Regions from separate parts of the Mus musculus genome. Here region 1 is linked to region 2. A link is a loop called in an ENCODE intact Hi-C map of the cell type or tissue named here. Cell type or tissue: gastrocnemius. All regions are shown on one strand. Each heading gives the region's core, and the rest is flanking DNA. Links, peaks and the distances in the headings are about the cores only.

Region 1 (15,844 bases), core at 4,634-12,633, 71 kb before region 2:
AAGTAGTCTAAGTCCCAGTTCCTCCTGTCTGCCACAGTCATTTATGACCCCTCCCGGAACCCCTAATTTCTGATGCCTCCATAGCTCTGGGCTGCTGTTGGTCACCTGTCTACCTGAGGTGACACGTGCAGAAACCGGCTGCAGTACCTACCGCGGGAAGCAGGGACTGCATGTTCTGATTGGAGTCTGCTATGGTGGCTAGGTAGACCAGGTTCCGGTGCAGGATCTGCTGGTACCTGTGGAGGAGCAAGCACACAGGTGAAGCTGCCACATCCAACGCAGAGCCAAGTCGAACCGAGTCAGCCTTGGCCTCCGGCCTTGCAGGACAGCGAACACTGACACCTAGGCCAGGCTGGAAATGGGCAGCTGGCCGCTCTCCAAAGTCCAGCAAGGGGTCAGGTGCAGCCAAGCCCTAAGCAGGCTCCTGTTTCATGACTGAACCCCTGAAAGACCCTGAGGTGTGAGCCAGGAGGAAGGTGGTTGATGGGAGAGGAGGAGAGACCTGGAGATCATGGCAGGGCAACAGGGAACACAGCCTTGCTCCACAGAACCAGATGTGAGGCTGACCTCACAGAGCAGACATCCTGAGGTGCCCTGGAAGGAAACAGGAAAGGCCCAGGGGATTCAGGCGCCTCACCCACACGGCACACCAGGCAAGGTCTCACTTCTCTCCAACCAGCTGCACAAGGTGAGGACCCAGGAGACCCAAGGCCTCTCGTGAAGGTGAGAGCTAGGTCTGAGGTACTCTGCCCACCCAGAGGCACAAGCTGCCTTCTGGTTGGGTCTACTACTGGCCCCATGGGTGGAGGCTGTAGAAACACCTCTCCATGTTCCCCATTTGCCTCTTTCCCCCAAGCCCTCATGGGAAGGCTTTCCATGCCACTTGTTCTCCGGGGCCACCTCTGACCTCCCTCTGCTCTGCACCAAGGAAGCTTTCCCAGCACGTGGAGAAGGCAGTCACAGAGCCCGGGGCGGGCCGGGTCCTGGGCCGGCACGTTACTCACTGCGTGCACTCGGCGGTCTTGCCCTTGCTCTGGTAGTCCAGGATGCACTGGATCAGGTGGTGGTTCTCATCCAGCATCTGGGGGGAGGCAACCAGGGTGCATGCAAGGTCACTCAGCAGCTGGTTCGCATCTAGGGCATCAGGACCCTTGGGGAGCGTGCTAGGGGCACACACTCCAGGTCCTGGTCTCTACCTACAATCACAATTCCACAAGAGCGCAGAGGCAGCTTATAGGGGCTCTAGGTCTTGGCTCCTACCTAGAGAGCTCCACAGACCCTCAAATCTCAACTCCACAAGAGGGCAGGGCCAGCTTACATCCATCCCTAGGCCAGTGAGAGAAGCCCAGGAAATGCACGGCCAGTAGGAGGCACTGTAGATACATAAGGCTAGGCAAGACAATGAGAACACTGACCTCCCTGAGCCCTGAGGACATGAAAGGAAGGGGGCAGAGGCCCAGGCTACACTCTGCAGAGGCTGGCACTTTTCTGAGACTGTCTTACACATCATATAGGGTCTGGATTAGAAGCATGGAGTGGTATGTGAATGGTCAGGCATGAACATGCTAGAGGACAGTGGGCTGCCAGAAATGTGGTGCAAGCCAGAGTCTCTGTTCTAGGGAGAAGGAAGCTGACCCTCCCTCCAACAGGCACAGCCCACACTGGTCAGAAATGCAGATCCCAGGCCTGTACCTGCCCAGGTGGATGGTACACGTGGTAGCGCTGGGAGGCACTGGGCTGAGCTCCAGAGGTATCCTGGATGTGCTGTCTTGTCTCTTGGAGACTGTAGCACACTCTTCCCAAACTCAGTCATGTAAGTCTGACCTCCACAGCCCCTAGGGCGGTTCTGGCATGTGCTGGTTCTAGTGACCAGTAACACTGGGTGGGGTATCAGGGACACTGGGCGTGAAATTGCTTGTGAGTGAAGGGGGCCAAGCTTATGGACAGGCACGGTACACAAGGGTCTTCTGTCGCCTGATGGTCCTTGAAGGGCATCTGAGAAAGGCAGAGGGAGGGATGGGAGGGGACAGAAGAAGTGTGGCAAGCCAGTGGGCAGAGGACAGCCAGCAGGCACAGCTCTGAGCCACTTTTTACCTGGAGTGACCAGTGTCCCTGGGGGAGGACGCCAGGAATACCTGCCACTTCCTGTGCCACACAGGGTCTGTACTCAAGCGCTCACACCAGGCAGGCCCTTCCTCCACCTTCACAAAAACACACACTTGCCCTGTTCCTTTAGGCTGCCGGCTGCCCTTCCCTCTACTTTGCATTGTGGGTCCCTGGACCTGCCCTCTGCCTGAGACCAGCTCACACCTCAGCCTATAGAACCTCTCCTCTGTCCAGCTCCTTACTTCCTTTAAAGCGCCTCCTCTCCACTGTTTTCCTGGACTGAGTGTCCACCAGGGGGCGCTGCCACACAGAAGCTGCTTATGATCTAAAGGGCAGGTAAGGACTTTCACTCACCTCTCTCCCCGCACACCCCCCAACACACACACACAAGCAAGGCTCCCAGAATCCTCTTCTTCAAACCCTCACTCTCAAGGAGAGGCTCTTCCCAAGGACACAAAGTAAAACCCCTACAGCATGTCCAGGTTGTCATGAAAGCCACAACAGCCTAAAGGAAGATGCAGAGCGGCTGCTGACAGCTCTACGGTACAGCCAGCCACATAGAGGGACAGTGCCGATTCACACAGAACTGAGCATTTGCAAGCACTGAACTGGTGTCGTTTTAAGATTTGTTTCTTAGTGCTGGGCAGTGGTGGCTCATGCCTTTAATCCCAGCACTTGGGAGGCAGAGGCAGGTGGATTTCTGAGTTTGAGGCCAGCCTGGTCTACTGAGTAAGTTCCAGGATAGCCAGGACTATATAGAGAAACCCTGTCTCGAAAAACAAAACAAAACAAAACAAAAAAAGATTTGTTTTTTTTTAACTATGTATGTATGTTAACTTGTGTGCTAGTATGTGTGTGACGTGTGCAGGTACCCAGAGGGGCCAGAAGAGGGGGATCGCATCCCCTAGAGCTGGAGTTACAGGTGATTGTGAGCTGCTCAATGGGGGTGCTAGGAACTGAACCTGGATCCTCAGCAAGGGCAGTACATGCTTCACTGCTGAGCCACATCTCCAGCCCATGCTTTCTTAAAACAGCAAACAGGGTGCTGGCTTGCTTAGGTAAGACCTGGACACTGGTGGGTGGCCAAGGCTCAGGACAGGGCTGTCCCCTGCCTGTACTCTGCTGGCAGGGATGAGGGAAGGGAGAGCCACCACTGGAAGGCAGAGAGCATCTCAGCTGTCACACAGGGACCTCTCCCAGTCTCAACAGGGCTGTTTATGATGGCCAGCATCAGCCTATGGAGGAAGCCTGTCCTCCGGGTCAGACACTAGACCCAAAGGCTGGGTGTACAGTCCAGTGGCAGCGCATCTGCCTAACATGTGGAACTCCAAACTGATCCCACAGATTGGGTCTCAATGGCCAACACTTGGAGCAACCAAGATCATGAAGAAAACATCAACTCAAAATTCAGAACACAAGAATAAAGACAAGTTACTATATAAATGAAAGATCACAGAGCTACTTAAAATTAATATAGGGTGCTGGGCAATATAGGTGCATGCTTTTAATCCCAGCACTTGGACACAGAGAAAGGCAGATTTCTGTGAGTATAAGGCCAGCCTGATCTACACAGTGAGTTCCAGGACAGCCAGAGCTACACAGAGAAACCTTGTCTCAAAAAACAAAAAAAAAAAAATATGGCTGGAGAAATGACTCACTGATTAAGAGAACTAAATATTCTTCCAGAAGTCCTGAGTTCAATTCCCAGCAACCACGTGGTGGCTCACAACCACCTGTAATGGGATCCAATGCCCTCTTCTAGCATGCAAATAGAGCACTCACTCCCCTCATCCCCACTCTGTGTGTGTGTGTATATATATATATATATATATACACATTTGCATATATATGTGTGATATATATATATATACAGAGTTTACACATATACACATATATAAAAGCATAAATAAATCTTTCTAAAAAATGGTTGGGTATGGGTGGCTCATGCTTTTAATCACAGCACTCAGGAGGCAGGAACAGGTAGATCTCTAAGTCGAGGCCAGCCTGGTCTGCAGTTAGTTCCAGCACAGCCAGGGCTACACAGAGAAACCCTGTCTCAAAAAACCAAACCAAACACAAACCAACAAATAAAACCAACACAGACCTCCAAACCTCTGCCACAGCAGCCATGCACAGGTGTGCTAATATGTGGAATAAAAACCACAGAGAGGCAAAAATCAAACCAAACCAAACCAAACCAAACAATGCGTGCCAAGAACACCAATAGCAGGCAGAAAGAGTGTCAGAAATTGAAGGCTAACCTGGTCTACATTGTGGGTTCTAGGCCAGTGGGAACTACACAGTGAGACCTTGTTAAAAATCAAAACAATAGGGATGGAGAAATGACTCGGTGGTTAAGGGTGAGTGCTGATCTTGCAGAGGACCTGAGTTCAATACCTAGCACCTACTCAGAAAGCTCACAAGTGCCCACAACTGAAGGATTACCTAGATTAGACTGGGGTAAGAAGACCCATCATCCACTGTGAATGATTCCAGTCCATGGGCTGAGGTCCTGAGCACAACTGTCCCTCTCATCTCCTTGTTTTCTGTTCCCTTCCATCCTAGAGAAAAACTCTCTAAAGACCAGGATGTGAAAGGGGAGGTGAGATACACTGCATTTTAGGACAGGATTTTCTGAGAAGTGAAACAGTCCATTCTACAGGGACCGTCCTTAAGACAAGAAGTAAACAACTCAAAATAGCTTCAGGAAGTCCCTGAAACTGACCAGACTCACTAGGCCTCAGGAGTATATAAGGAGTAAGAACCACTGAGCAGACTCCCAGACAAACCCACCCACCTGGAAGAGGCTCTCCAATCTGCCGAGCAGTCTGCAGTCTGTGCAGTCTGCCGCAAGCTCCCAGCTTTGTGAGCTGTCACCCATGGTAGAGAAGCCTTTGGTGATGCAGCTCTCTTTGAGTCATTTCCGGGAGGCCGATGCCCGACCTAAGCACACTCCGGGAGAGTGCTGCAGCCCTACTGAACATTCACCCACTGCACAAGACATGAATTAGCTGTGCAAGCTTCCAAGCAGTCCCCAAATCACACACACACAGGCCGTGCACGTGGGAGGAACACACAGCCTTGTAGTCTCACTACCACGCTTAACGCAGATGTCCCGTTTTCAAAGACTACACACGCAGTTAAGTACACGACCACAGGTACAGTATGTTTCCACCTTCCTGAGACAACACGGGTGTCATTTCTGGTCCTGTGCATCTTTGAATACTGAGAAGACTGAGTTAGCTCAGCACAGCACATCTCCCTGCCTCCATGAAAATCTCAGCACTGGGGAAAGGTACACACAGATGGCAGATGACGTTAAAACCCTGCATGTTCAGATGAATCCAAACTGCATGCCACCAACCGCCTCTTTACAGGATTCTGGACTGGCCACGGTTTTCTACCATTTCCTACAGAGGCCTCAGCACTCTTGCAAAACGGGACCAAGATGGTCTGGTCCATCCATACTGCTCAACTGGCTTTAACTCAACATCACCTTCCCTCTAAAAGCAGGAAACTGAGGCCCAAAAGCACGTGTCAAGAAGAAATGATGGAAGAGGATTTGAGCCCAAGAAGCCGGAGCAGCCCTCTTTGCTCTCACACAGTCCAGAGTGTAAACATCACTTTCATTTCCTCAGATGATGGGGTAAGAGCTGCTCTCAAGCTATGCAAATACACGGCTTGGGCTGAGCCCAGAGCATTTCTTTTCTGTATGCTAACTATCCCTATCCCTAGGCCTGGGCCTGGAAGCTTCTAACCTGCATACAATCTAATCTTCCAAGCTGACTGATTCAATCTGCCTGCTCTCTGCTTTTGATTGAATTGTTCTGCTTGGCCTCCTATTCATACCATGGCCTTAGAACATAGGCAATATGTTCTGATCTTCTGGCTCCTTCTCATTCTCTGGCTTGTTCTATTTTCACCTGTGTCTGGCTTCTCTCTGCAACCTGTTTCAGTAAAACTCACACACACACACACACACACACACACACACACACACACACAACCTGTTTCAGTAAACCAATACATACACACACACAAACACACACGCACAATCTTCTTTTCTTCTCACTAATCTTTAAAAAAAAAAAAAAAGATTTATTTATTTGTATGTGAGTACACTGTAGCTGTCTTCAGACACACCAAAAGAGGGCATCAGATCCCATTACAGATGGTTGTGAGCCACCATGTGGTTGCTGGGATTTAAACTCAGGATCTCTGGAAGAGCAGTCAACGCTCTTAACCTCTGAGCCATCTCTCCAGCCTCCTCTCTCATTACTTTTAAGTTGCCTCTCTTTGCTGTGTTGTTTTGTGTGTGTGTGTGTGTGTGTGTGTGTGTGTGTTGCTTGGATGTATCCCATGCCTGACTCATTCTGTCAAATCTTTCTCTGATTTGTCACTTTGTCTGCCCCTCAATTGAACACAGCTTTCAAGCATGGCTGCTTCCTTCTATAAGCTAACCTTCCCTTCATTGTCAGGAAGTGAAGTTGTGGACTAAGAGAGTGTCTGCACTCCAGCCAGCTCATACAGACCAGAAGGTCTTTGGATGTGATTCCTTGCCAGAGCAGCTGAATTAAAATTCCTCTACACCAGAGGACCCCATGTGTACATGCTTACAACTAGACACAATCTGAAAGGTAGCAAATGGATCCTGCCCACAGCCTGTTCTACACAGCATCCCACAGTCCCCCACCCCTCACTCCTTCAGGCCTTTCTCTCCCACACACACTCCATGAACTAGGCTCTGAAGCTTGGCTGCTTTCCTCCAGCTTCAGTTCCGCGCCATTTGCTGGTGCTCATATCTAGCCCTCACTGCACCTGCTGGACACAGTGTGTTCCTCACCTGTAGCTTGGGGACTTTCTGGAAATGTCCCTGGGCTCCAAGCACAGAGATAGTGGTAGTCAAGCGCGATGGTCCAGTAATCTAGGAACATGCCTAAGGCAGAACACCACATACCAAATGGGATAGGTGTTCTTTCCCAAGGCACACAAAAGATGGGGTGTAGGGAGGTGGCGGACACTGAATCCTGCTCCAAGTGACTCCCACTTTGAGACTGGGGAACAGATCTGGCCTTTGGCCAGAGCTGTCTTCTTGGGAGTGTTTCCAGCCAGGCCTCAGTGAGCAGAGGGTACAGGCCTGTGTGTCTCTTTCCAAAGAACACCTGTCCCCACTTCTCTCCATCCAAGGAATGCAAGGATCAGGCTGAGAACCATGCAGAGTGGTTCTCTGCCTGACAGAAAGCAAAGAGGCCAAAGGGCTGTTCCCTCCCCAAGGTGAACTCCAGACTGAGGAATGAAGGGATATCATTCCTTCCCCATTCCAGAGATGGGAGGAGAAACCTTGTGCCCCCCTAGGAAGTACTGTTGCTCAAGAACAGCTACCCAAGAGCCATTACTCTTCCACTTTAATAGGGGACTCAGACTCAGCTCCACACATCATTCACCGTTATGGGGACAGCTCTAATGTTCCAAGCAGCCAAAGTGCCTTATTAATAGGATTGACTTTAGAAGCCTGGACGCTGGGTGTTGGTGGTGCACGCCTTTAGTCCCAGCACTTGGGAGGCAGAGGCAGGCAGGATTTCTGAGTTCGAGGCCAGCCTGGTCTACAGAGTGAGTTAGTTCCAGGACAGCCAGAGCTATACAGAGAAACCCTGTCTCCAAAAACCAAAAAAAAAAAAAACCAAAAAAAAAAAAACCAAAAAACAAAACACCTAACCCCCACCCCCAAAAAAGCCTGGAGACTGGAACCCCAGTCAAAGGAGAAGGACGTGACTCCATAATCCTCTGACCTCCACCTGTACACTGTGGCACATGTACCCATGCATGTAAATAATAATAATAATCAGCAATAGAGATATGTAACTTTTATTGTGTAATTGTTACATGAAACAGCAGGGGGCGTCCAGTGGGCCTTCTAATAGGCATGCAGCCACCCAAATCACTGCACTATACCCTGGCTGGTTGCACCAGGAGCGCACAGTGCTGGACATTGGGATACTATAGCCCTCAGCTAGTGGAGAGAAAGACAGAGTTAGAGTTGGTCCTTGGCCAGTGGTGTCTCTGAGGGCTCTAGCCAGCTGTAGTTCCACTTCAGGATCCCAGGCACACACATTGTCCACACAAAAGCACAGTTCTGACTACATCCTCGTTAGGTGCCAGTGCTCTGTCACAAGGTCACTTGCTCCAGGTCAGGGCAGCTCTCCAGACTCCCACTCTGGGTCACCACTCCCTCCCTGCAGGCCACATCTAGAACGATTCAAAGCTTGCTCAAATTTCCTGACCTCATACTCTTACTTCTATGGAAAGCCCCAAACTTGGAAAGAAGGCTATCTGCAAACCAATGTTTGTTACCTTATAAGAATGGTATGCTTCTGAGAAGAGTCAGAAAAACAGGCGAGGAGATCCCAGAAGAGGAAAACAGAGATCTCATCGCAGACCAAAGGACACCAAAGGCTGTGGGAGCCACCAGAAGCTGGGAAGGTATGAGGTAGCCTCCCCCAGAACTTCGTGAGAGAAGGAAGGCAGCCAGCCACTCTTCACACCTTGACAGAGTGAGTGAATGAAAACTGTTGTCTAATGTCACCTGGGTTGTGGCCAGTCAGGGAAGTTATGGGACACGAATACATTCGCCTAGGCAGAACCTGTGCTATGGATTTTATAGTTTATAGGGTGTACCATGCAAGACTACGGACCAGCAAAGGCCACTTCATTACATGCTAACTCATATGCCACCAGCAATACCTCCAAGTACTACAATGGCCTTGTGACTGTCGAGACAAGATTGAGGAGAGGACATTGCGGGCTGTGACGGTTGAGTAGGATCCGTCCTCCAAGAACGCGCTGTTATTTCCTTTGCTTTCACCACCCACTGGCCTTCTCCTTCTCTGGAACTCCTAGCTCTCCCCAGTGGTCTCATCATGGGCTGGTTAGCACACACACACACATCTTGAGCTGCCTTTGAACTTATCATGTAGCTCAGGCTGTTCTCAGACCGTCTTGCCACATATGCTGCAGAATGTAACTGCAGTGGCGCATCATCAGGCCAGGTCAGAGTGCACGGTTTAAGTACATGACACATCCCCCCTCAGGCCTTCTCAGACTCCCCAGTAAAGGATTCACAGAGACAGGAAGTGAATTGCCAGCCCTACCAGGTTAAGGACCTTGACAGGCTAAACTTAAGACCCACTTCCAAAGATGCACAGGCTGAATTTCTGCCCTGAGCTGAGGTCAGCCAACATCTCCTCTTTGTGATCTGATGTTTGGCGTAGTCCTCCAATACACCTTTGCCTGGAGAAACTGAGGATCTTTGATGAGCACGTTTGACTACTGACTAAAAATGTTGAAGCCAAAAGTGGCACTGGAAAGAGTGACTGTTAAGATCCAGCAGCCAGAGTGCCTGGGCACTGTCTGGACTGCCAATGTGTGGAGTACTCCACCCTCCACCAACCAAGGCTCCTAGTTCATGGCCACACAGACAGCAGCCTGTGGAGCCACACGGAAGGGCTACTATTAGCTTTACCACGTAGCCTCTGTAGCCTCCTTCACTAAGTCACTTCTGCAAAAAGTTAAATGTGGCAAGATCTATAAAACCTGCATTTCTGCTTTCCTCCAATAATCTCCCCTGCTAACTAGGACTTGCCAACAGTGATAACCATTATGTTCCTAAGGAGGATAGCAAGGGTGATCTGGGAAACAGGCGACAAGCGAAGAAAATCCCCACAAGCCTCTGAGGGAGTAGAGAGGCCAATTTCCTTTGGGAACTAACTGGCTCAAAAGAATTCAAGAATTCTGTAAAAGGAACCAGAATTAGGAAAAGCCATCGCGTAAGAAAGATGCCTGGAACCGCGAAGGCAAACAGTAAGAAGCTAAAGTGTCCAAGCCAAAACTTAAAGCTTCCTTTTGTTAAAGACGTCCACACACCCACGCAAACGCCTTCTCTGAGAAACTGGCCCAAACTAAAGGATGAAACTGAGAGACTGCAGGACAAACCTGCGGTGTCTGAAGCCAGGGTGCAGAAGGCGAGGCTCGCGGATACCCAGTGGCCCGAGCGGGGGCGGGGCTGCGCTAGCCTCAAGTCCGCCGCGTGCAGCAAGCTCTGGACAGCGGTGCGGGCTCTGGAAATGGCACGCACACTTTGGATGCGTTCCTTTGTGCAGGGCACCGCAGTACCTCACAAGAGCGGCCAGCTCGCCGCAGCGGCGCGCCTCCAGGCTGCCTGCTCCCCCTTCTCCACTCGCCAAGCATCGCGCAAAGGCGCGCGACCGTCGCTACCACGGCTGTCAGCAGAGCGCGACAAGCCCCCGCCCCGGCTGGAGGGGCCGCGGGCCCTGGCGTCTCGCTCTGTTGCGTCTGCTGCCTGGGGCGCTCTGGGAGAAGAACGCGCAACGCGCTCCGGGGTCCCCACCCCCTGCGGCCGCCGGGCCCCCGCTGCCAGTGCCTCCAGCAAAGTTGGCGCAGGCTTTCCTGGGGGCGCGGGGAGCCGCCGTCAGGGCTCCGTGCGGCGGGCTGTGCCCCGGCTTTGTTCGTGCCCCGCGCCCACCCGCACTCTGTACCCCCTCGGCCATGCCCACCTTCTGGATGGTCTGCTGAGTGACCTCCCCTTTGCCTCTCGGCCGCGCCGACGCGAAGGCCACGGACATGGTGGTGGCGCGGACTCAGCCCGTGATCATTGGGGTTTATTCTCCGGCTGCGCCCCGCGGCCCGAGGTGCCCATTCTCCGCAGAGCGGGGGCGGGGACACGGGGGGCGCGGTGCCGTGGGCTCGCCCGCCTGCCTGTCGCCAATGCGCGCTCGAGTCCCCCGCGTCCCCACGCCTTACGCGACTGCCTCCCAGGTCAGGATACCGCGCGGAGGCCCCCTGCACCCGGCCTGCGCTCTTCGTCCAGCCGGTAGCCGGTACACCGCCCCCTGTGCTGAGCTTCGGTGGTTCCGCCCGCCCTGCCCCGCCCCGCCGTGCCGCACGTCCCCCTGACGCCAGACGCCAGCAGCGTGGCCCGGGAGGGCGGGGCGCTGACGGTGAGTGTGCGCTTTTGAGCGGCGGCGGCCCGAGCTAGTGCGTCCGCAGTGATGAGCTACGACCGCGCCATCACCGTCTTCTCGCCCGACGGCCACCTCTTCCAAGTGGAGTACGCGCAGGAGGCGGTCAAAAAGGGCTCCACCGCGGTGAGCCGGCCCGGGGCCTGAGCGACGGGGTGCAAAAGGAAGCGGGGCACGCAGACCTGGGCGCGGGGGCCGCGCTATCTGCTGGCGGCGGGTGGACCAGGAGGTGACGGGAGCTGAATGGTGACGACGTAGGAAGGGCACCAGGTCGCGGGGACCGCGCCGCGCTTCCCGGAGAGCCGGGCGATTTTTTCTGGCTTCCCCACTGCGGAGCATCTAGGCGAGCGCATCCCCGGGGCTGGGCCGGGGCCATCTTGGTGCTGTGCGCGCGGCGCGGACGGCGGAGGCCGCAGGTGCGCGCGGGCGGCGGGAGGCTGGCTGTAGCCGGCGCCGGCGGGGACTTGGGGATCTGCGAGCTAGGCCCAGGTGGGCGTTGTGAACAAAGGGCGATTCGTCGGCCCTGCGATGGTGACAGGCTGCTTCCGGGTCCGCATGCGCCACCGACGCCGTGTTCTGGTTCCGGTGGGCCCTTCTCACCGCGCCCCAGTTTTGTTCAGTCCTTAGCACTGTTTGGAAAAGGACTCCCCACACCTGTAAGCGCCAGCAGTGAGACAGTTTTAGTTTTGGTTTTTGTTTTTCCCGAGTCACCGGATCTTCCGGAACACACGTGGTTCCGAGTCTTGAAACGCTTACATTTCCCAGGTATTTTATCTCCTTGAAACTAAAACCCCAAAGCTTTTGGTGACCCAATCCACCCAAGAACTCTGGAATGACAGGGCTTGGAAGTGCAGGCCTGTATAATCCTGGCATTTAGAAGGTTGAGGCTCGAAAAATCTCACAAGTACAAAGCCAGCCTGGGCTTCTAAATCTAGAGACCCTAAAGACTTCTAAAACTATAAAGACTCTTTGTGGTTGTGTGTGTGCATTATTAATTTATTATTTTAAAAGTTATTTTTATGTGCGTTTGGCCGTTTGTCTATATGTATATATCTGTGTGAGAGTGTCAGATTCCCTGGAACTAGAGTTGCCATATGGGTGCTGGGAATTGAACCTGGGGTCCTGTGGAAGAGCAGCCGCTGAGCCATCACTCCAAACCCAAGAGATACAGCTAGTGAGAAACCGTCTAACAAAAGAAAAACCTGTGAGGCCAGTGAGGTGGCTCCCTGCACTGCACCTGGTGACATGCCTGGAATCCCAGTCTGGGAGGCAGAGGCAGGAGGATACACTGGGCTTGCTGATCAGTAAGTGTAGCAGAATCTGTGAGCTTCAGGTTCAGTGTGAGACCCTATCTCAAAAAACAAGTTGGAGGGCTGGAGAGATGATTTGGCAGTTGAAGGGTGCAGATCTGTTCTTGAAGAGTACTGAATTTAGTTTCCAGCACCCAGATTCTAAGGATCAAAACTGCCTTACACTTAAGCTCCAAGGGCTCCAGCACCTCTGGCCTCCATGGGCAGCTGTACTCAGAGGCACAGACACAACATACTTAAAAGTAAAACTGCTTTTGACGTTGGAGAAGGGTTGAGGAAGACACCAGTGTATAGACCTCTGGGCTCCACGCATTCAGTAGGAATGTTCTAGAATCTGGGGTGCCTGTCTCCAGTGCTCCCAACTGGCAGCTGCCTGCTGCATCCAGCTAGCTTTGGATCCTGTAGGTCACAGGAATCAACACAGAAGGAACGTGTGAAATCACTCCAGGCCCTTGGTGAGCCTTGTGGGAGGTTCCTGGTATCTGGAGGTCTGGGCCCGGGAATCCTGTTCCACATCAGAGGGAGCTGGCAAGGGGCGGTGCCCTCTACCCAACCACCCTTTCCGGGATTGCTACATTTGTTTCTGTTCCTCTCTTGATTGAAGGGTTAAGTGAGGTTTCCTGGGTTTATTGTGGGGTTTTGTTGTTGTTTTAACAAAATTTCAATCGCTGGATTTTACCAATGAAGACTCAGGAACCAGATACTGGAGTGAAAGCCTACTGGCTCCTAGAGGCAGAGAAGAGCCCAGCTGACCTTCCTCAGTCAGTGTCCCACCAGGAATCCTGCCCCTTCTCATGCTGACTCAAAAAACCTTCAAACTGAATGTCCCTCCTTTCTGCTTCCTTTGTCTCTATCCATCCTCATGATTTCTTCTTACTCTATGGTTTTTGTTTTTGTTTTTAAATAATCTTCACTTCTGGCCAGCTGGTTGCATGTCCTGCCTCTTGACTTTATTTAATCTCGTTTACAATATTCAAGCAGAAAGTCCTTGGGCTAAAGGTGTGAGCTGAGGCTGAACCACAGCTAAAAAAATGTTTTGTCTTTTAGTAAACAACACCATCAACAGTATGACCAAATAGCCTACAAAATTTTTTGGTTTGATTTTGATTTTGGTGCTGGGCAAATGCCATTCCACATCCCCTGGCCCATTTTCCCCTGTCTATACAGGGACCACGTCCTCCCTTCTACAATCGCAGCCATGGGCAGGGGGGTGGGGGTGTCTTAAACAGTGGATTGTGCTTCACTTTGTAGCATACCGGGTCCTGCCAGTACTATGTGCATGCAGTGTGAACAGGCAGGATTGTGGCCTGGGGTTTAGTCACCTCAGGCTTCTACTCAGGGTCTCAGTGATACAGTTGTAACCGCCTCAGTGCTTTGAGGGCATGAAATTGGCATTCAGGTCCTGATAACTTGTCCTGGTCCTCAGGAGCGGATCTGGATCCTCATTGTGGTACAGTTTGTCAAGCGGTAGACCAGATATGGGTGGATTTACTTTTCTGCAGGGCTCCTGCACCAAGCCTATCTGTATGTGCCTAACCCACTCCATTCTGCTGTGTCAGAAAATAATAGCTGTCCTCATACGATTCTTAAAAGTGACATGTATTTTCATTTAAGGTTGGTGTTCGAGGAAAGGACATTGTTGTTCTTGGTGTGGAAAAAAAATCAGTGGCCAAGCTACAAGATGAAAGAACAGTACGAAAAATCTGCGCCTTGGACGATAACGTCTGTATGGCCTTTGCAGGTATAAGTTGAACCAGGGTGGCAAGCAGAGCATTGGTGACAGGTTGGAGGGGATGGGCAGTTGTGACACGTATAAACTGGGTAAATGAAGTGGATATGAGCCGCTGAGTTCCAGGCTAGCCTGGACTACAGAGCAAGAACAGCAGTTGTAGCTTGGGATCTCTCCTGGGGATTCTTGGACCTGACTGCTGCTGTTAGTCATGTCTGTATCAGCAACAGTTCCTGACTCTCCGGTCCAGGAGCACCTGTGGTTGGAGGGATGACAGGAGCCTCCTTGCTGAGCCTCACTTGCACTAGAGATGTCAGGTATCATCCTCAACAGATCCAACCTAAGAAGTCGCAATTCCCTAAACAAAACTGAGTGCCAGCATGACTGCATCCACAGTTGTTCGTGTACTTGCTTCTTGGAACAGCTTGCAGAAGCTGGTGTGCTTTGGGATGTGGCTTGACGTTCTTGACCTTAGTCGTATCCATGAGCTGCCCTGACAGGAACCTTTGTCTCAGGTCTCACCGCTGATGCAAGGATAGTCATCAACAGAGCCCGGGTAGAGTGCCAGAGCCACCGGCTGACAGTGGAGGACCCAGTGACTGTGGAGTACATCACCCGCTACATTGCGAGTCTGAAGCAGGTAGGTGCTTGCTTAGGCACTGTCCGCCATCAGGGTGCTGTGTGACTTCATCTTGCCAGTCTGTTGTCTCTTCTGGCTTGGATTCATCCTGACTCTGTTCTCTGGAGGGGAGTACGAGTATTTGTCTTGCTACTCTGGTTGAGAGGGTGCTGAAAGGCACCCCCAACTCTGTAGTAAGACACTCAAACTTTAGAGACAGCTTATAGCTGGAACATGTCAGCCTGTGTTGAGATGACTTCCAATAATCTCAGCAGTTAAGGACATTAGCTGCTCTGAGGACCCAGGTTCAATTCCCAGCACTCACAAAGTAGCTTACAAGCAGTCTCTAACTCCATTTGTGAGAGATCTAATCCCTCCTCCTGACACAAGACACAACGCACATAAATAAATCTTTGGGTGTGTCTAAGAGGAAGGGGTGCACTAAAGGCTGTTCTCCATCCATCTGAATTGCAGGTGGCTTCCTTTTCTCTCGGCACTAACCACTTGTCTGGCATGAACTTTTGTGGTTGATGGTGCTCACTTTTTTTTTCCTTTCAGCGTTATACACAGAGCAATGGGCGCAGGCCATTTGGTATCTCGGCCCTAATTGTGGGTTTTGACTTTGATGGCACTCCCAGACTCTATCAGACTGACCCCTCGGGCACATACCATGCTTGGAAGGTAAGTCGTTTCAAAACAGTGGAACTTTAGGCTATTGGAAGGTACTGAGCTAGCAACAGCAAACAGATAATCTCTGAGCTTAGTTCTACACGCACTGCCTGTTTGTTCCATGTCGTGTGTATGAAATCGGAACATTCTACATTCCCATTTGGCATTGTATCAATGGGGAATGGGATTGTGAGAGGACCTAGAGTGAAATCTCCCTAAGTGGCTCTTGATAATAAAGAACTTTCACCGGGTGCGGTGGCGCACGCCTTTAATCCCAGCACTCGGGAGGCAGAGGCAGGCGGATTTCTTGAGGCCAGCCTGGTCTACAAAGTGAGCTCCAGGACAGCCAGGGCTATACAGAGAAACCCTGTCTCCA
Region 2 (15,844 bases), core at 2,884-10,883:
CCCTCTTCTTAGGGTGCATCCTCAGTGACTGAGGCATCTCACTAGCTCTTCCTAACCATGCCAGCCACCAAACCTTAAATGTGATCATTCAACACTTAACGGCACTAAGTTTTCAGGGACGTGAGTTGAGGTTTGCTGGGGTTTTGCTGTTATTGTTGTTTATTTTTTATCTTTCAAGACAGTTTTATGTGGACCAGCAGCTCTCCACATTATTATGTAGCTGAGGCTGGCCTTGAACAATTCCTGCTTCCACTTCTGAAGTGCTGGTACTATATGTGTGTACCACTATACTCTGTTCCAAATTGAGTTAGGATTTTATAAACTGGACATGTGAGCTGAATGGGGGGTGGGGGTGGGGGAGGCAAGTTTTATTAGAAATCAACCAAAAAGGAAACCCTCAGGGAACCACCGGATAGAGCAGAGCGACAGTGCACCTCGCAGGAGGTATGGCTGCCTTTTCCTGGGAAGTGAGGCTGATGATGAAACACTCGGGAGGTGGAGGCTCGGGAAGCCAAGTGCAGGCATGCTGACAGGCTGGGCTCCCTCATGCACTCTGAGTAAGCTCCTCTGAGCTGAACTGTAAACCCGGTCACACAGCTATAGTTAGTCCTTTGTGGGAGTCAGCCAAGAGAATGTTGTCATGAGTCATTCTGGAGTTTTATAGACAGCTGGCTCTGGAGACCGGGGTTAGTTTCAAAAGGAGAAGGCAGGAGGAGCAGACACCAGACCCATGATGTCCATTGACGTGTGGACAAAAGGATAGCTAACCTCAGCATGGGAAGAGTGCTACTAGTGCCCAGCAACCTTAGTGTCTGAGACTTGGCTTTATACCCTTACCAAGAGTGAGACCCAGCCACAAACTTAAGCCTTCTAACCTCAGTTCCTCTTTGGCCTTGCAGAGAGCACTCAATGCATTAGTCCTAAGACTGGTGGCCACCCAAGCCTGGTCTCAAGCAAAGGAGTTGCAGTTGTAATGTGTTAAAAACTTTTCAAAGTGATCTTGGAATTTGGTAGGTCCCAAATCCAGGAACTGGTATCACTAGAAGATGAGAGGTACCAGCTATGTGAAAGGCTGACAGGATGGAATGAGCCTATCAAGGCTAGCATGTGCAACACAAGATGCTCTGTCAAAACAAAATAAAGGAGAGACCATAGCCAGGTGAGTCCAGAGATGGCTGAAGCTACCACAAGGTAAGGGTGCCTGACACAATCACCCAGAAAGCAGGAACCAGTTTGAGGTCTCCAGCTACCATCTAGTGTGCACTCTTGCCTGTGTCTCTGTCTGTCTGTCTGTCTGTCTCTCTGTGGTGCGTGCATGTATGCATGGAGGTTAGAGGTCAGCATCAGGTATACAGGTGTATTCCTCAATCATTCTTATTTTTTGAGACAGGATATTTCACTACACTTTCTGGGCCAGTGAGACCCAGGAATACTGTGATCCCCACCTCCCCATAGCTGGGATTACAGATGCATGCTGCTATACCCAGTGTTTTCATGTGGGTACTGGGATTCAACTCATATCCTATCATTTCACCAAGCGAGCCATCTCCTTATCCCTCCGCTTTGCCTTTTTTTTTTTTTTTTTTAATTAAACATCTTGTGCTGGTGAAATGGTTAAGCAGATAAAAGTAGTTGCCATATTAGCCTGATAAAAATTTGATCCCTTAAACCTATGGTGGCAGGAACCTACTTGCAAAAGGTTGTCCCCTGTTTCTACAAAATGGGTGTTTTATTTATACTTTATATTTAATGATTCTTCCTTTTCTCTTTTAATGCTAGTTCAAACTATGAAAGTCATAATGGCCTATGGCAATGTATCAAAGGGAGAGACAATTTAAAGAAAATTTGTTCTTCAGTCTCCAGAGTGACAAAGGTTAAGGCTTTAATAGTGTCTACTGCCCCTTGCATATAGATTTTGAGGAGGGGAGGAGACTTTTTAGCTCCACCCACTTCAGTCTTAAGAGCTCTGCACTTGAAAACAGCTACCTGAAAGATGTGTGGCTCCCACACTGGGCTCTGCAGCAAGGAATGAAGGGACTGGTGGGCACAGACCCTAAACCCTGCACCTGTAACTTAAGTCTTGGTGGCTCAGGGGCTGTGTCATTAGCAGATGCTTAAGAATGGAAGGAGGCTGTGTACCGTGGTACCAAGAGGCCTGTGAGCTCCAGAGCCTGGGCTTTGCTATGGCTCTCATTGTTGTGCTCCCTGTCACCTAATGGCTTCGGGGTACAGGCTACTGTACACCTAACTGGTGGGTCCCATTAACCGGCATCAAGAGGATTAGCAAGAACCTTCTGATCCTTTGGTCCACTTTAAAATCTTCAAACCATTATCAAGAGTAAAGAATTCTGTGACTTGTGGCTGGGGGCTGTGACTAAGTAGTGTCCCACTCACTCAGGATGATGCTCTTGGCCCTGAACGTGTTCTCCTGTGTCAAAAGAAGACTCGTGGGTTTTATTTACAACTGTGAATTTCTGTTCCTTCTAGTGTGTGTCAAGCCTATACTGGCTTCTAGCACCCAACCTGCTTCCTCATTGTCTCTTTCTTTTTACTGGCTTTCCAAATCTGGAGGCTGATGTTCAAGAACAAAATTTCTGTTATTTAAGGATTCCCAAGCACACTTTGCAAGTGAGGGCACTGTGGGGTTTGTTTGTTTGTTTTGTTTTTTGGCTTCAAGGCGCACAGTTCCTTAGGTAGACTATTGCTTAGAGGACAGCTGGGGTAGGGTGGGGTTTGTATAGTAGTTATATAACTCATTTAGTTTAAAAGGCTGGGACAGGATCAGCACACAGGCTGAGAGTTTATACTCTGCTTTTGAGAGAATAGTTCTCACCTCACCTTTTTGATACAGGGCCCCACAAGACCCCCAGGCTGGCCTCCAACTAAATGCATAACAAAGGTTGAACTCCTTTTCCTCCTGCCTTCATCTTCCGAGTGCATGGAGGGTGTGTGTGGGTAGTAAAAGCTGGTGGGAAGAGTCTCTTTCAAGGCACGAAAGGAAAAAAAAAAAATTACAGTGTCAAATTCCTCATTCCCCAGTGCTGGATCTGTGCAGACCGTGGCAAGTCTCTTCAGAGGTGACGATGATTCTAGGAAGGTCAGTTGCGTTGAGGTCCCCAACAAGCTTTGCCATCTGGAATTTGTTTTCGGCCTTTTCAAAAAAAAAAAAAAAAAAAAGGAAAGACGAAATCCATAGCGATGTCCAATAAGACGGCCTTTTGGTTAAGAAAACACCCAGAAAGAAAGGGGAGAAATGGTAACGAAAATGTTCCTACAAAGTGCCAGCAAGCATCAGTTTAGAGGATTTACAACCAACCCCCCCCTCCCCCACGAGAAAAGTAAATAAAGAACAAATCAGCTTCCGGATGTCCAGCTTCGTCCGGGGTGTGCACGGCCCTCGTACTAACCGCTGTAAGTCAGGGGAGCTGACCCGTCGTGTCCGCGGCGTCCTCTGCGCACCTCTCCGCCCCGAAAGCGCCTTCGTGCCAGGACTCCTGCTCCTCTCTGACCGCCGGGGCCCCGGGAGCGCCCGCGCAGCTGTCACCGCCCGCCCTGGCCGCAGCCATTTTGGAAGGGTGCAGACAAAGGGCGAACCCCGCAGCCGGCTGCCGCGACCCACCCGGCGCCTAGAGCCGCCGCTCTCCCGGCCCCGCTGCCATTCCCACCAGCGCTCCAACAGCCGACCAGCACCCAGCGCCTAGCCTGCTCCCCGGCCTCTGGCGCTCGCAGCCATTGGCCGCGTCTTTTAAGAGCCCGCCGCAGCCAATCGGAGGCCACAGGGGCGCGGGCGTGGGCGGTGCGTGTCGGCGCGCCTGCGCAGTGGGCCGCCCCTCCCCCCTCCCTGCGCGCCGCGCCCCCGCCCGCCCCGCGCACCGCCCCCCGCCCCGCTGGAACCTCCTCCTGCCCAGGCGCGCTCGGCCGAGCGGCGGCGGCGGCGGCGGCGAGGAGGAAAGATGGCGGCGGGCTCGGATCTGCTGGACGAGGTCTTCTTCAACAGCGAGGTGGACGAGAAAGTGGTGAGCGATCTGGTGGGCTCGCTCGAGTCGCAGCTGGCGGCCAGCGCGGCCCACCACCACCACCTCGCGCCGCGCACGCCCGAGCTGCGGGCCGCGGCCGCCGGCGCGCTCGGGAACCATGTTGTGAGCGGCAGCCCGGCCGGAGCCGCGGGCGCAGGGCCGGCCGCCTCCGCCGAGGGCGCGCCCGCAGCGGCGCCGGAGCCGCCCCCCGCAGGTAGAGCGCGGCCGGCGGGTGGGGGCCCGCGGCGCCCGGGCTCCAGCTCACCGCGCCGCTTGCTTGTCCCCGCAGGGCCCGCGCCGGCGCCCGCCAAGCTGAGGCCGCTGCCCGAGGCCAGCGCGGGGCCCTGCCCCGCCGCCGCTGCCGCTGCCGCCGCCACCGCCGCCGCCGTCGCGGGGCCGGATCCCGCCGCCGCCGCCCCACCCGCCGGCCCCGGCGCCTCCAAGCCCGGCCCGCCTGGCCCGCCCGGCCCCGGCGCCGCGCAAACTTTGAATGGGAGCGCCGCGCCGCCCACCGCGCCGCACGCCGCACCTGCTGTCAGCCCGGTCAACAACGGGCCCGCGCCGCCGCCCGCCGCCGGCTCTGTCATCCAGGCGGCCCCCGCGCCCGCCGCGCCCTCGCCGCCCGCCGCGCCCGCGCCCGCCGCGCCCCCGCCGCCCGCGCCCCCAGCGCCTGTCGCGCCAGCCCGGCCGCCCGGGCACCCCGCCGCGCCCGCGCCCCCCGTGTCACCCGCTGCCGCTGCCGCCGCCGCCGCCGCTGCCGCCGCCGCGCAGAACGGGGCCGCTCCTGCCCCCGCCGCGGCCTCCGGGGGCGCCGCGGGGTTGGGCCAGCCGGGCGCGGGCGCGCAGGGGGCCAAGGCCGAGGCGCCCAAGCCCGGACCGGGGCCCGGGCCGGGGCCGGCGGCGGCGGCGGCGGCGGCGGGGGTCGCGGGCGGGGGCGCGGCGGGCAGTGTGCTGCTCGGGCCCGCCATGCCGGGCGCGCTGCCGGGGCCTGCGCCCGGGACCCCCGCGGGGCTGGCGAAGGGTGCGGCCGCGGCGACCCCCAGCCTGCCTCGGACGCCGGCGGCCACCACCGGCGCTATCCGGGCCACGCTGACGCCCACCGTGCTGGCCCCGCGCCTGCCGCAGCCGCCGCAGAACCCGACCAACATCCAGAACTTCCAGCTGCCCCCAGGTGAGTGGCAGCGCGCGGCGGGAGGCCGAGGGCGGGTGCACCAGGCTGCCCTGGCGTTCCAGGAAGTTCTGGGCTGCATTCTGGGACCGTGCCCTAGTCGGGTGGCCCGAGAGGCCGAGGGGCGGCCCCTGCCCAGGTGACCTGCCAGTTTTGAGGGCGTCCCAGTCCTGGAGCTCCCAGATCCCTCGGGGAACTCTGCTGTCCCATTCGGATGCTCTGGGCTACCACCGTATAGCCGAGGGGCCCTTCTCTCTCCTTCCTCAGGTGAGGTCAAGAGAGGGCGAACCGACTACTCACGGGCATGCTAATGAAGTCTGTGGAAGGCGGCATGGGCTTTCCTGTTGCCAGGGAAGCCGGTTGGGGACTCCATGCTGGGAGCAGGCGTTTAGTGGTCATCAGTGCCTGAAAGTGGACCCTGGGTGTTTTTTGTTGTTGCCATCCCTGGAGGTCAGTAGGACACTTAGTGCGTAGGGGTCTGCGGATGCAGGAGATCATGGTGATGTGGATTCTGGGACACAGGAGCTGTCTCGGCTCTTGCAGATTCCACACATGTTCTGACTCTGTTGTCCTCGAATTCCTAAGGGTCCCTTGGGTTTGTCGAGTGGCTCCTTTCCTCGCTTGTAGCCTGCTTTTGTTTGAGAGTCCTCTGCAGGAGTGTTCCCACAGAACCCTGGGCCGGAGCAAGCCCTGTGCGCTCCTCCGGTATTACACGGTGACATGTGCAAGCAGTAGTAGCAGCGCCGCCCGCCCGCCCGCCCGCCGCGGTGGCAGTAGTAGAGAATTAGAAAACATGCTGCTACTGTGTCCTCTCCTGTTTTCTTAAAAGTGGTTTGGGTCACGTTGAAAGACCTACAGCATCTTTAGAATTGGGTTTTGCTGTGGAAGTCAATGAGGATTGGGAAGGCTCATCAAAGGTCCAGAGATACCTGCCCTATCTATGGGGATATAGGACCCAGAAGTGTTTGAGAGGTTGCAGGGGCTGCCATGCTCTGAGGAGGCGCTGGGTGTGACATAAGGCCTAGGAACTGCAGATGTCTCTTGCCACACATCTGGGGTTTGCTGAGAAGTGAGCAGGGTGTGTGTGTGTGTGTGGGGTGGCTGTGTGTGTGTGTGTTTTGTGTGTGAAATTGAAATGCCTTGTTCATTATCTTCATTCTGACCTCTGGGTGGAAAGTATGGCTGATATTTATAGTTTAAGATGCATTTTGTGCTTGTAGTCTGCTGTTCGAAATGCCACAGTACTTTAACACGGACTTCCCCAATGCAAGTATGTGCCCACATTGTCCTTTTATCAGGAAAGCTGGCTTAGTCAGGTGCCCATGGCATCCTTCCATAGCAATCCTGGCTTACCCTGGCTCCTTTGCTTTTGAGTGCTGCACAAGTGAAGTCCGTCTCCCTGGGAGAAGGACGATGTCATTTGAAAAGGGCATTGGCTGCTGTCTGCACCACTGCTGCCTCCTTTTCCAGGTCAGGTTCAGAGTTGGCGTGTAGAGCAGAAGATAACTCCTTGGGGGAAATGTAAACATGTTCATTATTTGCACGTCTCTGCGTCTGCGTCTGCATCAGCCCCCATGCTTGTGCTGGAGAGTAGGGCAGAGTCTGGTGTGTAGCAGACACCCAGAGCTCTGCTTCAAAGTCCCACATGCTTTCTAAAAAAGAGAAAACTCACACCCATCCTCTGTACCCCTGGCTTCTGTTGCTGTTTTGATAAGGAGTGCTGATTGATTACCTTACTTTAAAAACACCCAAAGCTAAGCTAATGTTTGGTGCTTAAAACCATTACCACCAGTGCTAGAAAACCGACATCTTTTTAAACAAGACGGGGAGGCGTAGTCAGAGGATGCAAGCATCCTAGTTTTGTCCTGTAACTGCGTAGGCAGAACTTTTTCTAACTGATGTTCCTCCTTCATTGATAGCTTTTATAATAAAATATACTCAGGAAAGATGAAAATAGGTTCTAATAAAACGTTGTTTAGCCAATAGCAGCCTTTGCACGGTAAAGTGGAGAGAGAGGGGGAGGCAGGTTTCAAGGCTACACATAGGTGTCAAGTGGAATAGCATACCATTGGCAGTTGAGAGGAGTGTGAAAAGGGCTGAGTCCCTCCCAGTGCCCTCATGAGAGAGGTCATGCTGGGGGAGGGGAGGGACACAGGCTTCACCCTGAGGTCTGTGAGATCAAGTTTAATCTTCAGCATTCACCAGGAACTTCTAATAAGTACCTTGAACTTGTTTTTTAATTTCTTTTATTTTTTTAAGCAACCGGAGCCCCGATCTTCCCTGTCAGGACAAGTTTCTAAAGGGACTGGGATGTTACTGTGGTTGTGACTTGCTGGTGGTTTGCTGGTGCCAAAGTCTAAGTTTGATCCACAATGAGAGCTTTAGATAGTTCTCAGATTGCTGGATGGCAGGTGCACATGTCAGGAGGAGATAGAGGCATGTCACAGTGTGACTATAGTTGTCAAAAGGGCAGGTGAGAGAACCTCAGAGTTAGTGTGTGCTCTGGTGACTTTGAGAGTTCTGGGTGAGGATGCTGTCCTGCAGGCTGTTTTTCTAACTTGGCAAATTAGCATTTTCTTTTACGTGTGCTCATTCTACCTTGGTATTGAATTTACTCTCATGTTGCTCTAGAACTTGGCTAAATCATAGGTTCTCTGTGTAGGAGCAAACATTCCTTCTGTTGGCTTGGATGCTGTGGCTCTGGAGTGACACAGGTGTCAGGTGCTGGTTCCCACACGTGGATGTGGATTAGTGGCTCACCACATTTGGGTCTGCCTGAGTTGTTGGGCAGATAGATTCTCAGGCAGCTCAGGGTGGAGTTCTGGAGGGGTTATGGGCTGGGGTTCTGAAGGCCAACTTTGGCAGCAGCAACCAAGAGGAACATTCTTGGAACTTTAGCTTTTCTTACTCGAGGTCACAGTTGCTGTTTGCTTATGGAGCCTCAGTTTGTCTGACTGTAAAGTTTGTCTCTGCTGAGTGAATAGGAAGTTGTCCATTGCCCCACAGGATGAGACATGGATGGGCACAGCTGCACTTTAGTCCTAGTTCCCTGATCCTTTCCCTGCTTGAAGGATGGTAACAGTCTTTTTAAGGTTAGTTTTATTCCAGTGAAAAGTCTTACCCAGTGGACAAGAAGTTTGGGGCAGGTTGTCTTGCTCTGAGTGGACAATGCTGGGGTGGCCACCACCCACAGAGCCACATGCTACCTATGGGAGGACCTCACTAGGGCCTGGCTTTAGGCCAAAGGTTGTAACCTAGTTTGCTGCTGCTGCTGGAGGAGGAGGAAGAAGAAGAAGAGGAGGAAGAGGAGAAACATTTTGGTAACCATAACTCGGGCAGTGGTGCACTTTGGAAGACTAGGAGTGGGTCTCCTTTCCCATCAGATTCACAGCTGGCCTGTCATTGTCATCTTCGGGCAGTGTGGTGATGGGATGATGACTGGCATTTGCAGCTGTTTTTGGAGCTGTTCAGCATTGTTGTGTTTTGGTAGTAGTAGAGGGTCTGTGAGCATTTCAGGATGGTGGGCTCATCCACACTTCATGCTGTGTGTTCAAGCAAAGGCTCTGACCTTGGGGAGAACCCATCATATCAGCTCAACTCTTTGTTTTGGTTTTTAAGAGGCAGGGTCTCTCATTAGGTTGTCTGGGACTCTCATTCTATAGCCCATGTAGGCCTTGCTTGAGGTCCTTCAGTTCTAGCTTCCTGGGTGCTAGTGTATGCTGTTATACTTGGCTTATTGGTCTCTATGTATATGCACTGCACTTCTGGGCAGATTCTTGTATACTAGGGCTCCTAAGAAGAGTACCCCCTGGCTTGGGTAGGAATGAGTGAAGGAGGGAAGATCGGCCACTGGGAAACCTCTTCACAATTGCCCCAGAGAGGCCACTGGATCAGAACCATGTCTACCTCACTCAGCCCCCTGCCCTGAATGGAGTGGCTTGGTGGGGTAGTACTTAAGTCAGGGTGTTCCAGGATGCTTTCAAAGACTGCCTCTGTGTAAATGTGCACTTTCTTCCACTTACAATGTAAATTTGGAAACAGCTTTTATAAATAGCAGGTTATATCCGGGCTGATCAAATCATTATAGCTGCTTTTTTTTCTTTTTCTTTTTTCTCTTTTTGCAAATCTTGAAGCAAAGATGTAAAGTTCTGTAGAAACTGCCTAAGGTCTGAAGCAGTTTGTGGAGTTTGAAGGAGCAACTTTGCTTTTCTCCATGAGCCTCTCCTTGCCTGGTCTGGGATGCAGCTGCTGTTCAGGGCTGTTGTTGGCAGTCTTTTAGTCAGGCCTTGGCTAGCACTAAAACTGCTAGATTAAGTTAAGAAGATGGGAGAGGGGGGCTTTTGTGTAGGAAGTCTGGGTGCTGTGCAGCTTTGTGCCTGTGCTGAAGCCAGGGTTACCTGGATGTTGGTTTGAGTGCAGTTGGGCCAGTTCTTTAGAACTGCTTGGCAGATCAGGCACTGCACAGTTATGTCTAAGAAGTAGGAGTTTTATATTTTATGCTAGGGCTGTGAAAGTTTTGGTTTTTTACCTTCTTTTGAATATTTGTACCAAAGACATAAGAGCTTGAAAATCTTTAAGAGCTAACATTGCCCACAGTTAGAATCCACTTTTACCCTGTTCTTTTGTGACCTGTCTGCCCAAGCAGCTTGCTGCTGTGTATGGGGCCAGTGTGCTGCATGCAGACCTGCAGTTTGCTCTACAATCATGTTCTGGTAGGAGGGGTTGCTGGAAGCTAGGCCTTTTGCCACTCTGAGAGTCTGTGAAGTTCGGGAGAGCCTTTTCCTCTCCTCCTGGAGCTTTAAGCACACTGTTAGTGTGTGTGCACATACTGTGTTAGTGTGTGCACAGACTGTTAGTGTGTGCACACATGGTGTGTTAGTGTGTGCACAGACTGTTAGTGTGTGTGCACATGGTGTGTTAGTGTGTGCACATACTGTTAGTGTGTGTGCACATACTGTGTTAGTGTGTGCACATACTGTTAGTGTGTGTGCACATGGTGTGTTAGTGTGTGCACATGGTGTGTTAGTGTGTGCACATACTGTTAGTGTGTGTGCACATGGTGTGTTAGTGTGTACACATGGTGTGTTAGTGTGTGCACAGACTGTTAGTGTGTGTGCACATGGTGTGTTAGTGTGTGCACAGACTGTTAGTGTGTGTGCACATGGTGTATGGGTGCATGTGCTTCAGCACACATGAGAAGAGTGGACAGAGGTGTGGACAGTCAGTCGTCCCTGCTACCTTTCTGTGGGTTTTGGGGATCAAACTTAGGGTGCCAGCTTGCAGAGCATAGCAGTGCCTTTACTCACTGGGCCGGCCGTCTCTGTCTCCTTCCTGAGGTGTTGAGGGACCATTTTGTAAGGTCCTGTCCTCTGAGTGGTAGAGTGGCCCTGAGGAAGGCACCGGTTTCTGTGGGCTCAAACTTGCAGGGAGTGCACCTACAACATGCAGGTGGGTGGTGCTGATGACCTTGGGTTTTGGAGTCATTGCTCTGGGGGACTTCTGGTTCTTGTGACAAACTGGATATCTGGCTTTAGAATGAGACCTTAGTAGTGAGTCTGCTGTGTGGATCTGAAGGCGTTTAATTTGAGGGACTGAGGTCTTAGTTGATGCTGAGCAGCAAAAAGAACTGAGCCCTCCCCATCCAGGGCTACTGCCTAGAGCTTCCTGCAGAGTCAGACCTGGGGTATGCGGCCCAGCGCACAGGCCCCGGCAGAGGCTGAGATCTGACAGCACTTTTCAGAAGGTGCTGGCAGGGACAAAGGAAGGGTCTTTGGCTGATGACCTGTTACAGAGTGGCAAAGAAGGGAGGGAAAGAGCCTGCTTCTTACTTCCTGTGTACATGGGGATGGGGGCTTAAGATTCAGTTTTTCCCTGTGTGTACCAGTTTGTATTTGCATGTGTGTGCATAGTATATGGTGTCTCCCTACCCCCTTAAAAAAGACAAGGTTGCTCATGGAACCTAGGGCTTGATAAAGCTGTAGCCTGGCTGCCAGCACAGCTCAGGGGTCCTCCTTTCTCTGCCTCACCAGCTCGGAGATGGTAGCGGAGCTGCCATGCTTGACTTGTTCAGAGTGTGCTTTGGGTTAAACTCAGGTCTTCCTGTGTGCACAGCAAGTATTTTACTGCCTGAACTATTCCCCAGCCCCTTGCTTTTCAATTAACCTATTCCCACTGTGGTGTGTGTGTGTGTGTGTGTGTGTGTGTGTGTGTGTGTCTTACAGCTTGATAGAGAGGCCACAGGTTATTGGAAGGTGTTTCTCACCTACCGACTACCTTTTTGTTGAGAAGGGTCTCTCACTGGCTGGTACTCAGCAAGTAGGATGGACTGGCTGGCCAACAAGCCCTTGGGATCCATGGACAGTGCTTGTCTAGTGCTGGGTGACAAGTGCGTGCCCTGGCTGTTTATATGGGTACTGGGGCTCAGACTCAGATAGATCCTCACACTTATGCAACAAACACTTCATCAGCTGAGTTCTCCCCCAGCCCTCAGGATTAGTCTTTGAGAGACTTTGGGTCTTAGCAGGGGAGCCCTGACTTGATGGCTGCACAAGTTCCCACTCACAGCATGGCCTGCTTGGTGCTCAGCTGACCCTGTGAAGGGATTCAGAGCATTACTGTCCCTCAAGCAGTGGTTGTTTGAAGGTGTTTGAAAGAAAGCCTTTCGGGCTGACTTGTTTGGACAGGGTCTCCATGTGTAGCCCAGGATGTCTTACCCCTGCCTCTAAAGTGCTGTGTGGAGTTACAGGTATGGAGCACCACACCTGGTGGTTTCCCTGCCCCAGGGTTGCAGGGCATTAGTATTTTCCAGCCTGCTTTTTCTGATTTTTTTTTTTTTTTTTGAGTCAGGGTTTCTCTGTGTAGCCCTGGCTGTCCTGGAACTCACTCTGTAGACCAGGCTGGCCTCGAACTTAGAAATCCGCCTGCCTCTGCCTCCCAAGTGCTGGGATTAAAGGCACCACTGCCCGGCGCTTTTTCTGATTTTAAGTTTGTATTTACTATAGGAAGTTGCGAAGTTAGTGAGAGGAAAATAAGTCTTTTGTCGTTGCTCTTTGCCTAGACTTTCCTGTGAGGGCTGACCATTTCTGCCTCTTCTTATGATATATTTGATATCATAAAGTTAGAACCTTCCCCTGCCCTGCTGAGGAGTGTGGCTAGCCTTGCCTTGCCCTCAGGTTTTCTGTGCTCTCCTAGCCCTCATTGGTTTTTGAGGCTTTGTTGCACTGCGGGCACCTCAGCCTGTGCAGACCCTGTGCTGAGGTGTCCCAGCCTGCTGTAATGGCCCACCCTTACTTTCATATCTCCACATATACCTGCATATCTGATGGTTGAGCATTTTCTAGGCCTTGATAGAAATTACTTTGCAGGGGCTAGGCCAGTTTACACTTCAATAAGCATTGCCAAAATATGACTTTTTTTGGAATCAGTAATAACGCATAGGGCCTATGTAATTGTCCTTTGATTGTGTCTGTGACTCAGCTGGTGTGGGTCTTGTTAGTGTGGTTGGTGCTGGGGCATGCTGGCTGATCTCACTCACTATGTACTTGCAGAACTGCACCTAAAAATACATGCTGCCCCGTGAGCATGCTGAGTCAGGGTCTCACAGCTGCAGACCCCGGCTCTTCTGGCATGGCTCTTGTGTGGGGCCAGGTACTTGACAGAGGAATTTCAAAATATATTTCTGGCTCTCATGGGTGCCTATGGCCAAGAGGTGATGCTAGGCAGGGAGGGCCTTCCTGGGAGTGAAGAGAGGGGCCAGCCATACACCGTCTGTCCAGGGAACGACTGGGGAAGGCAATGGGCGTGGGAGAAGGGTAGTAGGAGGTGAGGCTGTGTTGGTTTGGTCTAGGAATTGAGATTTCTTTCACCTGGGAACCAGCTGTTGAGGGTTTAGTCAGGGTAGTGACAGAATCAAACTTTGTTTTGTGGTCCCTTTTGGGTCTGTGAGCTGTGGAATACAAAGTTGTTGTGGGGGCTGGACAGAGGCAGAATCCTAGTGGTGGTGTGAGCTGAGCATTAGTGGGGCTTGCTCATGGCTGCAGCTCTGGGGACTGGTTAGGTGGTCTTGTCAGTGAGTCTGATACATGGGCCATACTGATGGATGACCCCTGGGTGGAATGTGCAGGGTTTGATGTGTTATGTCTGAGTGGGAATGTTGGGTAGTGAACATAATCCGGAGCCCAGGTAGAGGAAAGGATTTGAGAGTCAAGAAGATTTGGTGGCCCTTATGATCATGGTGGGAAGATCTATGGGCATGCCCTGCACCTGGAAGCAGTGACTTGTTTCTGGGGTAGGCTGTGGAGTCCCTCAAGCCTGGGGTGGTTTGGGAGGAAGGTCTCCTAAGCAGACAGGGGTGAAGAACCAACTATGGGGGGTGGGAGATGGAGACATAGATAGACAGTGTCCTGGGACCCTTTTTGTTATGGGGACCAGTGCTTCCTGTTTGTCCCTGTGACTGGGCTCTTTGACATTGTAGGTGGGCTCAAGCCCAGCCAAGCTGCCAAGTGTGTCTGCTGCCTTAGGCTCCATACTGTGTACTGATGTTCTAACTTTCAGTCTGTGGCCTGTCTCTGAACCTTGAAAGTCTCTTAGTAGGGATATTTCCTGTGTGAAGGTGCTGAATAAACAGGAAAATGCCCTGCCAGAGACCCAAAGGCCACTGTGAGGAGACTTGGCAGCTCAGTGTGTTGGCAGCTTTTAGTGACCTGCTTGTGGTTCACTTTGAAGTCTGTTTTTGTGCTTAACACATCTGGCAGGGAGTGGGCTTCTATAGGGAATACTTGGTGTCTGCATCTGCTTAGGGGAGTGCTCATTGTGCTTAGGAGTCAGGGCGCCTGTTTGGTGCAGTGACTCAGTGTGTTCTCTAGCCTGGGCTCTGTCAGTCTCACAAGACTCCTTTGATTTGAGTTCTTTGAGTTCTGTTCCACCTTGCAGCTCCTGTTTGTAGCCGAGGGTCCCTGGCTGATAATGCCCATGAGATAAGTTATTGTAGTCATGCCAGCTGCAAGAGCAGCAGGCAGTGGGCAGGGGCTTCCCCTTGTCCTTAAGTCTTGTCCCAAAAGCATCATAACTCTCTTTCTCTAATTCCAGCTGGGAAAATTTGGTAATTGGCTGTTCCTAAGTGCAAAGAATATTGGGGAATTGGACCTGTACGATGGGAAAGCAAGGGGAGGTCTGAGGGACAAGGAGCAGGCCCTAGGATATGGCAGAGTTGGCAAGAGGGAGTCTAGGGAGGCTCAGCTTCAACTTCAGATTCCTTGTGCTAGAGGTGGAGGGAGTAAGAGACTATTGCTGGTTGTGTTTGGGGAGCAGAGCTCTGTAAGACTGGAGTGCAGTTTACTAATAGACTATCCTCTCCATTCTAGAGACACTTGGTTAGCTGCATTCCATACAGGACCCTGCAAAGTTTTTCCTGACACTTCTGGCAAGTGGGTGGAGCCACGATGGTGCCACTTAGGGAAGAATTTAGTTTAGCACTGAGGAAACTTGGATCAATGTGTGTGAAACTTTAGGGTGACTCAGTGAAGTTCTGGTCCTGTGAGGAGCTGTAGGGAATTTCTCACCAGGCTCATTACACTGTCAGGTTCCAGGTATCTCTTGACTTCTGTCCTCTGACCTCTGTTTCCTGGTTTGGAAGCCTTGCCAGGCTTTAATTGGTTCTAATTTTACCCCTTGGGTCCTGTGACATGGCTCTGTTGCCACACATTTGTGATCACTGTCTGGGGGCTGATTGGAGGTTGAAGAGGAAGATGACCTCTCACCCTTGGGATGCTTTGTAGGCCAGATTCAGCTCTGTGGGATTTCTGACTTATGCTGTCTTAGCATCATGGCCCTAAAACCCCATTGTCCAGCCTGGCTTTCCCAGAATCCTGGCATCATTGTCGTATGACTTTCTCATCCCAGACGTGGTCCCAGAGGGTTACACCTCATGACTACATGTGACAATGACCATATGGACATCTGAAGTGCTTGAGGCCAGGTGATATGTATGTGCATGTGGAATATTGAGTGTGTGCATTGGTTGTACATGACACACATGTACTGGGAGATGTATGAACACCATTCTTAGATGACAGAAATGCACTAGGGCCAGACCTAGTGTCACGGTCTGTAGTCCCAGCTTCTTACTTAAAGGCTGGTGTGGAAGGATCAGGAGTTCAAGGCCAGTGTGCCTGCAATGCAAAGTAAAAAGAGGGCTTGGGCACAGCGTTTGAGTCTCTGTCTAGCCTGTGCAAGGCTCTTCCTTCATTGCCTGGTAGTGGCTGAAAAGGACACCACCAGTATCCTGGTGTAGATAGGGTGGCGGGCGTCACTCCTCACGACTTTCTGTGACTAGCATTGTGCTGCTGAGGTAGAGACTTCACAGGCAGCACTTCAGGGGACTGAGGAACTGCTCAGTCACGTTACTGTGTTTCTCTTGAGGAGGCCAGGAGCTGGGACTGGGACTGTTGCTGCAGTTAGCCTTCTGCTCTGGCAGCTAGCTTTGTTCTTACATGTGTTTACAGCGGCCTCAGCACTGGAGGGGATTGTGCAGCACCTGTGGCAGGTGTACTTCTGGCCATGGTGACACTGTATAGTTACAGATATCTGTCTCCATGGTTGAGACAACACTTTAGATGCTCTTTGAGCACAAGATGTCCTTCCTCTACCAGATTTCTGGTCT

The links. Hi-C counts contacts between places; a loop is a spot of excess contacts. Peaks named below come from ENCODE experiments on the same cell type or tissue, not always from the same donor. Only the 100,000 strongest peaks of a DNase experiment are listed, where the experiment ranks them.
Region 1: a loop joins it to region 2, with 3 times the contacts of the local background. A loop is called at or near these places in 17 of 42 quality-filtered maps.

The regions. Positions count from the first base shown.
Region 1 is chr2:180,037,701-180,053,544 of GRCm38, reverse strand. It overlaps Psma7 (proteasome subunit alpha 7), which reads left to right and starts at 11,081. Exons shown (of 7, transcript NM_011969.2): 1 at 11,081-11,267; 2 at 14,066-14,192; 3 at 14,696-14,820; 4 at 15,358-15,480. The coding sequence starts at 11,172. It overlaps Ss18l1 (SS18, nBAF chromatin remodeling complex subunit like 1), which reads right to left and starts at 11,062. Exons shown (of 11, transcript NM_178750.5): 1 at 10,677-11,062; 2 at 1,005-1,081; 3 at 152-236. The coding sequence starts at 10,745. In gastrocnemius, for the core only: CTCF peaks have their summits at 7,990 (motif pointing right) and 11,003; DNase peaks (open chromatin) are centred at 10,408, 10,813, 11,091, 11,518 and 1 more place; H3K4me3 peaks cover 3,202 bases; H3K27ac peaks cover 2,636 bases.
Region 2 is chr2:179,964,756-179,980,599 of GRCm38, reverse strand. Taf4 (TATA-box binding protein associated factor 4) reads left to right here and starts at 3,954. Exons shown (of 15, transcript NM_001081092.1): 1 at 3,954-5,187. The coding sequence starts at 3,954. 4921531C22Rik (RIKEN cDNA 4921531C22 gene) reads right to left here and starts at 3,747. Exons shown (of 2, transcript NR_033782.1): 1 at 3,408-3,747; 2 at 1,587-3,151. In gastrocnemius, for the core only: no CTCF peak of the experiment used is centred there; DNase peaks (open chromatin) are centred at 5,155, 5,483, 5,817, 6,536 and 2 more places; H3K4me3 peaks cover 3,519 bases; H3K27ac peaks cover 4,230 bases.